Regions from separate parts of the Homo sapiens genome. Here region 2 is linked to region 1. Evidence: read pairs that join two places in POLR2A ChIA-PET (ENCODE). Cell type or tissue: Panc1. All regions are shown on one strand. Each heading gives the region's core, and the rest is flanking DNA. Links, peaks and the distances in the headings are about the cores only. Region 1 overlaps RGS5 (regulator of G protein signaling 5). Region 2 has its middle 45 kb from the start of CCDC190.

Evidence for each region. ChIA-PET counts read pairs that join two places held together with the same protein. Peaks named below come from ENCODE experiments on the same cell type or tissue, not always from the same donor. Only the 100,000 strongest peaks of a DNase experiment are listed, where the experiment ranks them.
Region 2: POLR2A ChIA-PET joins it to region 1 with 5 read pairs; 2 of 35 experiments call an interaction of 5 or more read pairs at or near these places.

What each region holds. Positions count from the first base shown.
Region 1 is chr1:163,189,692-163,192,615 of GRCh38, reverse strand. The region is part of intron 1 of RGS5 (regulator of G protein signaling 5); the gene reads left to right. The region is part of intron 2 of RGS5-AS1 (RGS5 antisense RNA 1); the gene reads right to left. Among named protein-coding and RNA genes, the nearest start is that of RGS5, 12 kb to the left of the region's middle. In Panc1, for the core only: no CTCF peak of the experiment used is centred there; no DNase peak of the experiment used is centred there.
Region 2 is chr1:162,904,425-162,907,348 of GRCh38, reverse strand. No RefSeq gene overlaps it. Among named protein-coding and RNA genes, the nearest start is that of CCDC190, 45 kb to the right of the region's middle. In Panc1, for the core only: no CTCF peak of the experiment used is centred there; a DNase peak (open chromatin) is centred at 1,448.

The DNA.
Region 1 (2,924 bases), core at 173-2,672:
GGATTGTTTGTTGAAATCAGAGATTTGTGCACACAAACTGAAAGTGTACCTGGGCCTGGTAGGAAGAAACATTTTTCTTTCACAAAGATGAACGTAGATTGATGGGAATTTTTTCCACTTTAAGGCGAATAGGTCTTTTCTATCTCCATAGTTTGGATTTTATACTAAGTGGGAAAAACAAACTTTTTCTCTCTCCTCACACAACACTTCACTTCTGACACCCAATGTGTGGGATTTCCCCACCAAGAAATTCTCCAACATTTTGTAGGCACCAAGGGTGTGTTCTACAATTCAATTCAACTCTGACACTATCTACTTGGAGTTAACGTCATATCCCATAGGTTAAGGGCTCAGCCCCACAAGACTGCCCCCCACTTCAGATGCCAGTTGTAAGTTCAGCTATAAATTGGGGTTTCCTGTAATCCCTTCTTTAGCTTCAATAATTTATATAATGTCTCATAAGACACGGGAAAACATTTTTACTTTTACTGATTTATCGTAAAGGCTATTGCAAAAGATACAGTTGCAAAGGATACAGTTGAACAACCAAATGAGGAAGTACATAGAGCAAGGTATATGGGAAGGGGCACAGAGCCTCTGTGACTTCTTCAGGCACACCACCCTCCTAGCCCCTTGATGCATTTTTGTTCACCAACCCAGAAGCTCTCTGAACCCTGCATTTTAGAGATTTTTATGGGGGCTTCATTACTTAGTATATTTGATTATTAACTCAAGCTTCAGCCCCTCTTCTCTCCCCAGAGGAAGCTTTGTTGAAAGCTCCAAGCTTCTCATCATAGTTTGGTTTTTCTAGTGACCAACCCTTATCCAGGAGGCCACCAAGAGTTGCCTCATTAGAGCAAAACGTGGTCCTCTTACCCAGGAATTTCCAAGGGATTTAGGAGCTCTGTGTAAAGAACCAGGGTCAGAAACCAAGTATTAGAATAAAAGGTGCTCCTAGCACCATTATCACTCAGGAAATTAGAAGAGTTTTAGCAACTTTGTGCCAAGAGTTTATGGCCAGAGACCATGGGTTAGACTATGGCATAATAAGAAACGCACTCATGAAGGCAGTAAGCCAGCCCTTCACACCTTCACTGCTCCCATTTTAGACAACCAATGTTTCAGTTACTTGTTTCACTTCTCCATTAAACTGTTACTCTGAAGAGGATATCTATCTGCTCATTGTTGGACATTACAGGCTATACTGTGTGTTCCTTGGTCTGAATAAATGATGGCTGGCTACCCAAATTGCTGCACTATCTTTTTTTTTTTATAGCATTTTGAGCATTTGCATCTGACACTTCATAAGCAAAACGCACTCTAGGGTCAGTGGCTATTCCTGTCAAGACCCATTTGTAGCCCTCCAAGGCTACTGGCGTCAGTCTCACTTGCCAGCTATGTTCCTGCCCTTCCCACCCAAGAATCTGCCACATAGCCATCGGCAGTCTCTGTCTCTTTTGCTGACAAACAGGACAGTTCTTACTGGCATTTTGTTTTTCAGAGTGTGCAAGAAGAGTATGTCCAGATTTAGTCCATCTCTGCCTTGCTGTAGTACTCCCATGTCCACTCATTTCATGGACCCAGGTGGCCGTCACAGGAGAGCACACAGGGATATATATATATATGTATTGATCCAATCACCTTTCAAACCTGAAAGGGACTTCTGATGGTCATCAGCATGTCCTACTTTAATGAACCCCTTGAATTCCCATAGTCATTTCCATAAAGCTGTGCCCCATGTGGGTATCCCTTTAATGGGCTAGGCTTCCACTGACCATATAGCCAGGCAATTGGCCACTGCCCATGAGTCAGTAAAAACTGAAACACAGGGGCTTTCATCATTGTTAAATTCTTCCGTCATTGCTAGGAAAACAACATGCAATTCAGCCCACTGGGCTCACCTGTTTTTATCTTCTTTGATAGGAGTGACAGCCTTCCAACAGGATGCTGTCCATACACCGTGGAACTACTGTCCACAAACCAAGTAACTGTTAGTCAGTCGAGCACTGTTTATAGGGTATTGTCTAAATGATGATAGAGTTTGGCAGCTCCTCACGCAGTTCCATAGTCAGTCCTAAGGGAAAAGGGGCTCCCTGCTGGTATCTTCTCCTTGCATTCTCCAGGTAGTATGATCTTGTGTAAGATCCTGTTCATTTTACTATGGAACTTTTCCAGGCACTGCCATCCCCATTAGAGTGTTTCTCTGATATCACCAAGACACCATGGGTATTTCAGGTTTCAAGATTATTTTATGTCCTTCAGTTATAAAGGTAGTTTAAATTAATGTCCAATAGCAAGCTAATAATTGACCCTCAAATGGAAATTCTCTAGTCCAAAATCCTCATAGTTGTCACGGGGAGGCACTCACAGGCTTTTGCTATAAGCCTCAGTCTAAGCTCTGTATAGGGCTTTCAAACAAAGAATATGTGCATTCAGCCTCTACTCTATATTGCTTGGGCTTGAGCAATCTTATTGGTTCTAATTTAGTGTGTTCAATTAGCATTGTTTGGAGAGCAGATTTACATGTCTTCTGTGTTACAATACTAGGTAGGGGAAATACTCCCCAGTCAGAGACAATGTTGATCCCCATAATATAACCACTTCACACAGAGCCTGCTTAAACATTCCAACTTTCATAATTCTATCAAATTCAAATATTTTCATAACTATCAAATTTCAAATTCTATCAAATCTCAAGTTTTTCTGTTCTCTCAATTTCATTGTAGCTTAAGTGAGGACTTTACCAGTGGGTTTTGGTACCACGGTGCATGAGACTCCTGTTTCTAGGAGCTCTGGAAACTTTTCTTCTCTACTCTCTGACCATTTACCCACTCATAGCAAAAGGCTTTGGGTTCCCACAAGGGGGTCAAGCCCAGAGACCCTGACCCCTTTATTAATCTTTATCTCAATTGAGTGGTCTAACT
Region 2 (2,924 bases), core at 100-2,599, 290 kb after region 1:
ACGTCTCAAGGGCTTGATCCAAAGTGGTTTTGGAATTTGAATATCTAACACCTAGTCTGGTCTACCTGGCGTGCATCCACACCTCATTCATCTCAGGAATATTGTTCTGTGCTGTTCAGTGCTATAGTCTCTAACCACGTATGTGGCTAATGAGCAACTGAAATGTGGCTAGTCCTAACTGAGATGTGGAGTAAGTGTAGATTACATACCAGATTTCAAAAACTTAGTATGAAAAGAATAATATAAAATATCTCAATAATTTTCATATTGATGAATGTTGAAATTACAGTATATTATTAAAATTAATTTTCATTGTTTCTTCTTTTTTGTCTTGTGGCTACTAGAAATTTTAAAATTAGATGTATGGCTTGCTTGATATTCCTGTTGGATAGTGCTACTACAGCTTTTTAGTCCAATTCAATGTTCATTGTCTAGGCACCAAGCTACAAATAGAGGGGACACACACAAAATGCACAAGCCACAATTCTTGCTCCTCAATGAGCTTACAGCCATAAGGAAAAAAATGGATACACACACTAACAATTGTAGTACCAGGGAGCATGTGCAATCTATTACAGCATATAGATAGGTAATGTTACAAGAGCCCTCCCTAACCTCAGAGGTCAGTATTCTCCCGTCAAAGTGCTCTCTAATCAACCCATCAACACATGAAACAGTATTGTTGTGACTAAGGGTGTGTGATTTAGAACCACAAAGACCCAGATCCTGATCCCACTATTTACTAGCTCTGTGGCTTTGGCTGAGTAGTTCTCTGATGAGATTTTAGAATGCAGATAAAAATATCTGTTTCACCTGCCTCAGAAGGTTGCTACAAAAGTGGGTTGATAGAGACGTACCTTAATCTCATAAAGATTAAGTGAATTAACAAGAGTCTCTTATTAAGTTTGGGCTGCTATGACAAAATACCATAAACTGGGTGGCTTATAAACAACAGAAACTTATTTCTCACTGTTTTGGAGGCTGGGAAGTCATTTCCTCATAGATAGCACCTTCTACTTGTGTCCTTTTATGGTGGAAAGGATGAGGCAGCTCTCTGGGGCCTCTTCTAAAATGGCGTTTATCCTGTGGATGATGGCTCCCCTGCCCCCACACGACCTAATCATCTCCCAAAGGCCCCATCTCATAATATTATCACATCGGCAGTTAGGCTTTAACATATGAACTTTGAGGGGAGCACAAACATTCAGATCATAGAAATGGGCAAAGCACTTAGCACAGGGCCTGGCACACAGTAACTGGTACTCAGTTAAGTATTCCAATATTGATTTCTAAGTGGGGCTTACCATCATCCCTAATTACCTCACTCATTTACTTGTTACATGTTTTTTGTTTATCTCCCCCACTAGAAGGTCAGTTTCATAAAGATAAAAACTTTACTTAACACCCCTACATGTTCCACACCTAATCAAGAGCTTGACACACAGTGACACACAGGCTTTCAACAAATATTGCTTGAATGAGTCATTGGCCTTAAAAGCTATAAGCTCACAGCATGGAGAGTCTCATGAGGACAGAAAGCAGCAAGTTAAATACCAGGCTAAATCTGGGATTTTTTTTTCATCATATTTTCTTAGTAGCAAATTATTCATTTACCCCTAAACAGAGAACTGTTTGTGGGGGATAAATACCTTGAAAAATTGATAGAGTTGAGCATGAGACCTCCAAGATGCATTCCTAAACAGTGCTATGGGCTAGCTGGGCTGGATTCTGCTTTGCTCTGTGTGTCTGCAAGCAGATGTTTGCTTATAAGCAGAATAGATTAGAGGCCATAGAGGAAGAAAAAATTAGAATGAGACAGCTGCCATCCAGAAATAAATTTGGAACCAAAATTAATGTCTGAGAGGAATGTTTAAGAAACCTTGTCTTGTGGTGCACAATGCAAATGCTCTTTACAGCATCCCCAGCATCCCCACTAAGCCCATCGTTAAAGACCATTCCTTGTTAATGCACTGTGGGGCTGGAGCTGTGTGAAAGAAAGTGATGCAATGTTGGGTCTGGCCTCAGAATGAAAATACAATATGCCATGGCCTCACTAGGCAATGGACCTGCAGCTGAAAGTGGAATTATCCTCTGAGTGAGAGGACAGGGAAAAGGTATCCCAGAAATAAGAGAAAAGGGAATGAAGCAGAGGCACTAATGTCTATCATGTGAGATGGAGGGCATGTGGGTGTCCTGCTAGAGTGAGGAAGGAAGCAGTATCCCTTATTGGGAGCAGAACAATGACCCCCTAGGGATCTATCCAGAACAGAGAGAGACACTCTCACCTCTGAGCAGCAGAGCCTAGCTTAAGTTGCTCAAAAAGCACAGGGCGACAAAGTAGTGGTACCTAGCTCAGGCTGGATGAAAGATTGCTCATCTCCAGACGGTGCAGCCTGACAGCTCTAGTGCTTATCACCAAGGCACTAGGCTATGGCTTGGCTAGAACCATGTGAGTTGAGAGTGAGGCTGTTGTACCAACTAAAGATAGATACAAAGACTGTGCCCTTCCCTAGGCCTGTGGGAAGTTAAATGAGCTGAGGAAGCCGGTTTAACAATGACATTGTTAGGCACCAAGCCAGAGATCACAGGGCTCATTACCCATCCAGCCACCATTAACTGGATGAAGCTTCTTGGCAATGCAGGTTAAAATTTGGCCCAAATGTGATAAGCCTAAGTATCCCGCTGGAGTAAGCCCTTTCTTCTGGGCTGAAGCTCGCCACAAGTTACAACCTCAGACCAGAGCTGGAACATGTGGTTTCAGTACCTGCTTGCTGAGATGATGAATCCAAGCAGAAAAAAGGAGTGACAAACTCCTTGTTATTAGCAGCCAGAAAGAAATACCTAGAGTTTCCCAAACATACCAGGCTGTGTCTGCCGTGCATTTGAACTTGCACAGAACGAACTTTGGATTTGACCACCTGCTT